Regions from separate parts of the Homo sapiens genome. Here region 2 is linked to region 1. A link is an interaction called in ENCODE POLR2A ChIA-PET data of the cell type or tissue named here. Cell type or tissue: K562. All regions are shown on one strand. Region 1 overlaps AP2M1 (adaptor related protein complex 2 subunit mu 1). Region 2 holds the start of CAMK2N2 (calcium/calmodulin dependent protein kinase II inhibitor 2).

Evidence for each region. ChIA-PET counts read pairs that join two places held together with the same protein. Peaks named below come from ENCODE experiments on the same cell type or tissue, not always from the same donor. Only the 100,000 strongest peaks of a DNase experiment are listed, where the experiment ranks them.
Region 2: POLR2A ChIA-PET joins it to region 1 with 8 read pairs; 12 of 35 experiments call an interaction of 5 or more read pairs at or near these places.

The regions. Positions count from the first base shown.
Region 1 is chr3:184,180,023-184,182,522 of GRCh38, forward strand. AP2M1 (adaptor related protein complex 2 subunit mu 1) reads left to right here. Exons shown (of 12, transcript NM_004068.4): 4 at 147-229; 5 at 623-628; 6 at 827-962; 7 at 1,063-1,204; 8 at 1,674-1,793; 9 at 1,890-2,025; 10 at 2,129-2,226. Among named protein-coding and RNA genes, the nearest start is that of ABCF3, 4.9 kb to the right of the region's middle. In K562, no CTCF peak of the experiment used is centred here; no DNase peak of the experiment used is centred here.
Region 2 is chr3:184,260,396-184,262,895 of GRCh38, forward strand. The region is part of intron 2 of EEF1AKMT4-ECE2 (EEF1AKMT4-ECE2 readthrough); the gene reads left to right. CAMK2N2 (calcium/calmodulin dependent protein kinase II inhibitor 2) reads right to left here and starts at 1,158. Exons shown (of 2, transcript NM_033259.3): 1 at 722-1,158. The coding sequence starts at 890. RefSeq lists enhancers at 1-364, 2,250-2,500. In K562, no CTCF peak of the experiment used is centred here; DNase peaks (open chromatin) are centred at 146, 516, 1,036 and 1,256; H3K4me3 peaks cover 2,296 bases; H3K27me3 peaks cover 1,649 bases.

The DNA of each region.
Region 1 (2,500 bases):
AGAATAAATGCTACAAAGCTAGAAGACTTTCTTGCGGATGATCCCACATGGGCTTTGGGAGCTGTGCCGGTCAGATGTGTAGGCCCAAGTAGGGGCTGGAATGAAGAAGCTCTGTCCAGGGGCTGATGGTTCCCTTCTTTTTGCAGAGATTCTAGACTTTGGCTACCCACAGAATTCCGAGACAGGCGCGCTGAAAACCTTCATCACGCAGCAGGGCATCAAGAGTCAGGTACTTGAATTGTGCAGACTATAGTCAGGGTGGAGTCCAATCTCCCTTCATCTCAGCTGGCCCCTGAGCCTTGTCTGAGCTGACTCATGAGCCCTCCCATGACAGGAAGTGCTGGCCTGAGCCTCCTGCCATGATTGCAGGCCGATTTTGCTCTGTGTGGTCCTCCCACTGCAGGAGCAGCCAATTCAGCATCTCTATTACCAGGAATACAGCTCAAGCAGTTTCCTTTTGCACTGAGGGGTGGGGGAGGAGGCCTGGTCTTGAGGCCTGGTATTCCTCAGGAGGAGCGAGCTTGGGCCCTCTCCTCTAGGATCCAAGCCTCATAGCTTTCTCCTCCTTTTCTGCCTCCCTTGCTGCTTCATGTGGGCACCTCGTTGGCCCTGCGGCCTCCAGCATCAGGTAAGCTCTTCCCTCAGCTTCCACCCTTGCAGCTTTGCTTTGTTTCTCCAGGCCCTGCCCTTTGGGGCTTATAGGGGAAAATGGATTACAGGTGGGGACTAGAAGGGATGGGGAATGAGGGTGGAGTGGGGATAGAGACAGGATGATTAAAGGGACAGAGGAGTGAGGCCATTGCTGTTTGTTTCTGCCCTCATGTAGACAAAAGAAGAGCAGTCACAGATCACCAGCCAGGTAACTGGGCAGATTGGCTGGCGGCGAGAGGGTATCAAGTATCGTCGGAATGAGCTCTTCCTGGATGTGCTGGAGAGTGTGAACCTGCTCATGTCCCCACAAGGTGAGGTCCCTCTCACGACAAAGTTGGAGGGGGCCCAGGGCAGGATCCTGGGCCTGCCTGCCTGACTCCGCTGCTCCCCATTTATCTGTTCCATCACCAGGGCAGGTGCTGAGTGCCCATGTGTCGGGCCGGGTGGTGATGAAGAGCTACCTGAGTGGCATGCCTGAATGCAAGTTTGGGATGAATGACAAGATTGTTATTGAAAAGCAGGGCAAAGGCACAGCTGATGAAACAAGCAAGAGGTGCCTGAGGCAGGAGAGCTGGTGGGAGAGGGTGTCCCTTGGAGGGCTCAGTGGGGTCTAGTGAACCACAAGTTTCTTCTGGATTTCATTCCCACTGTAATTGCAAACTCTGTTCCTGACGGTAAGCCTGGCTGTTCGCTCTTGACATTAGTGCTACGAGAGATGAGGGGATCGTCCTCAGAGAGCAAGCCCCTTTGTTTGGTCCCTAGGACCAAGGCCTTTTCTGTACATACTGACAGCCTCTGCCCAGTGTGCCTGAAACACCCAGGTCCCTAGCAGAAGGAGCCCCAAGAGATGAGCTTGCAAGGCTTCCCTCTCATCCCAAGCTCTGGGGCAGACCTCCGAGTCACAAAGCTGCATTCTAGCAGCTTTTCATAGTCTCTGGTGCCAGCCTGGGGTGGAGTGGTCTCCCAGCATGACAGCTGTCATTCTCCTGTACCAATGAGACCTCTTCTGCCCCTGCTTGCAGCGGGAAGCAATCAATTGCCATTGATGACTGCACCTTCCACCAGTGTGTGCGACTCAGCAAGTTTGACTCTGAACGCAGCATCAGCTTTATCCCGCCAGATGGAGAGTTTGAGCTTATGAGGTGCCATTGGGGTGTGAGGAGGCAGCTAGTGCTGCTGGCAGACTGGGGAGAGGAAGTGGGTCAGCTCTTTGGTAACCTTGCTTCCCATCCCTTAAGGTATCGCACAACCAAGGACATCATCCTTCCCTTCCGGGTGATCCCGCTAGTGCGAGAAGTGGGACGCACCAAACTGGAGGTCAAGGTGGTCATCAAGTCCAACTTTAAACCCTCACTGCTGGCTCAGAAGATCGAGGTGAGGACAGGGGGCTCAAGGAGGAGGAAGAACTTGTCCCTAGGAATAAAGGTAGCTGATGTCACAGCTTGACAGAGCTCCCTGACAGGTGTGTCACTTCTAGGTGAGGATCCCAACCCCACTGAACACAAGCGGGGTGCAGGTGATCTGCATGAAGGGGAAGGCCAAGTACAAGGCCAGCGAGAATGCCATCGTGTGGAAGTGAGTCTTTCCTTCATTAGGCCACAGCAGGGCTCAAGATCCCAGTATACCCTCTTGTTTTCAGCTTTGATCCTTCTGAATGAGGGGCAGGGGAGTGTGCCTGTTTGCTTTTCTAGGAGCCTCTGCTTGTACTGTCAGTCTTTATACCTCCATGTGAGTATGTACACGCCTGCATTTGGGTTCATGCACGTGCTTATTTTTTAAGATGCTTTGGCATTTCCCTTTGTAATGTATACATTACAAAGGGAATACATTGCCTTTGTAATGTATCTGT
Region 2 (2,500 bases), 80 kb after region 1:
CGCCGCCAAGCCTAGACCCCCTCCCCTCCCGATGGCGGAACGCCCCTCTTCCAAAGGCTCCAGCTATTCTCCCTCCCAGTGCGAGCCCTCCTGCCACCTGAGCCTTCCTCCCTCTGAGTTGATCAGAAACCTCTTGCTCACGGAATCCCCCTCTTCAACCCGCACTTCAACAGATCCCCCTGCTCAAATGGGGCTCAAACCGAGTATCCAGCTGGTCCAGCCCTCTCCTCAACCTGAGCCCTCTCGCCGCTGGAACCCCTCTTCCGATCCTGGCACCAACAGAGCTCCCCTCCCCATGCAAACAACCAAGACAAGCGGACCCCCGGCCTCCTGCCCTCTCTTGTTAGACGTCCCTCTCGACCCGAAGGTTCTTCGTATTGTCCACCGACTCAGTATTTGATCCCAAAGAATCAGCCCGTTACCCCGTGCTCCCACTTCCGTGCAGCCCCAAATGCCCCGACCGGCCCCTCCCCCTCGCCCGGGTGCCAGGGCTCTGCTTCCAGAGGTGGCGAGCATCGAATCCGGGGCACCGTGTTCCCGGGAGAAGGGAAGAGGGGGACACACACTGCAGCGGGGACCCCCCCCTCCAGCCCGGGCTGGAGAGCGGCTGGTGCGCTGGTCTGCGGCAAGAGCTGCGGGCACTCGGCGGGGAACGGCAGCCGGGGGGCGCCCGGCGGAGGGTTTCTGGGTCAGGCGGCGACTCCGGGCCCGGGCCGCGTACCTCGCTTGGCTCGGCCGATCTGGCCCAGCTTGGGGGGTCGCTTGGCCTGGTTGCCCGCGAAGAAGGAGTTGGTGTCCTGCAGGCGGCAGCTGAAGGAGAGGTCGGAGCCCTCGGGGTCTGCGCCGAAGCGGCCCATCTTGTCTTCGCTGTAGGGCAGGATCTCGGACATGGCGGGCGCGGGGTGGGCGCGGGGCGGGAGCGGGACTGCGGCGGGGCGCGGGCGGCGGGCTTGCTGCCGGACCGGCCCTACCTCAGCAGGGGAGCCGGCGGAAGGATGAAGTCATGCAGCATCCGGGGCTGAGGAGCCAAGCGGGGCCTCCTCCCCCGCGCCTCCGCCTCCCGGGCCGCTGGGCAGGCGGCGGCGGCGGCGGTGGCGGGGACCGGGCGGGGGCGGGGGCGGGGGGCGGGGGTGGCGGCGGCGGCGGCAAGAGCGGAATGACGATGAGCGCCCGACTGCGGCAGAGCACGGCGGGCGGGGCGCGGTGGAGGCGGGGCGGGCACTGGCCAGGGGAAAGAGGCGGGGCCGGGGGCAGGAGCGCGCCCAGCTACCCCGGGAACAGAGGCAGCTGGAGTGGGAGGTTCCCGCACTGTGGCGGGGAATGGCCAGCACGTGGGTCTTGGGGAATAGTACCAGCCAACCCGGCCGGGACCTCGCGGGGAGGGGCGGGACCGAAGGGGGGTGGGATCGAGCCTGGTACTGGAGGAGCTTGGAGGAGGGTCTGACCCCTAGGCTGGGAGAGGCGTGCAAGGGGGACTGGGAGCAGGAGGGCAAAAGCTGGCCGGGCGCGTTGGGGCGGGAAGGCGGCCGCAGGGCTGGCAATGGAAAGCGGGGAGCGGGAAATGCGCGGGGAGGAGACTCGGGTACAGGGTGACTGGGGAAGGCACGAACCCACAGCGCGGGAAGAGCTCGGGCCAGTGGGATGGTGCCCTTGCCGCTGACGCGCTCTTGTACTAGTTGCTCTGCTGGTCTTAAGTAGATCGTCAGGGTCCGTGCGCCTCTGAGTGCCGGTCTGTGTCTCTGTCTCCGCCTTTGTGTGTGTCAGTCCATCTCTAAGTGTCTGTATCTCTCTGTCTCTGTGCCCCGTATCTCTTTCGCTGTGTTATGGCCTTTGTCTATGCCTGTCCCTTAAGTGTCTGCCTTTCTCTATCTATCTCCATTCTTGACTCCTGTATCTCTGTGCCAGTGTCTCCGTCTCCTGAATCTGGGTATTTCAGTCTCTCCTAGGAGGGGTCTATAGAAACTGGGCCGACGCGCGCGCACCAGGGCAGACACCCCCAGCCCTAGTCCGGTGGCTGTAGCCCCCCGCGGCTCTGGAGTGGTGCGCTCGCAGTGTAGGAGGAATGAATGGCGGCGTCGCGGGGGGCGCCCTGGGCTGCGGGTGACGCGGGGAAGCTCGGAGCACCTGAGGACGCGGAGCGCGCCAGTGTGTGCCCCGAGGGAGTGCGGTAGAGATGGAGGGTGCCCCCCGCCCTCGTTGCTTTGGACCACGGGTGAGTTCTCGCCTCACCGATGGGAACATGCCCTCTTCTCCCCTTGCCTCCCGCCCCCACAACCCCCGCCCTGGCTGGCCGTCACCCGCGGCGTCACCTGCTTGCCAGCGCGCAGGAGCTCTGGCGCAATCACTGGCCTTGGGGAGGAGGGGGTGTCTCACATGCGGCGACAGTGACGGCAGCGCTGAAAACGGTAATGATCACCCTGTACGTTCATTCCACACTCCAGGCGAACGCGCTTTCCTTCCTTAATCTGGCCAAATTACCAAATCACACAGCTGGTGAGGC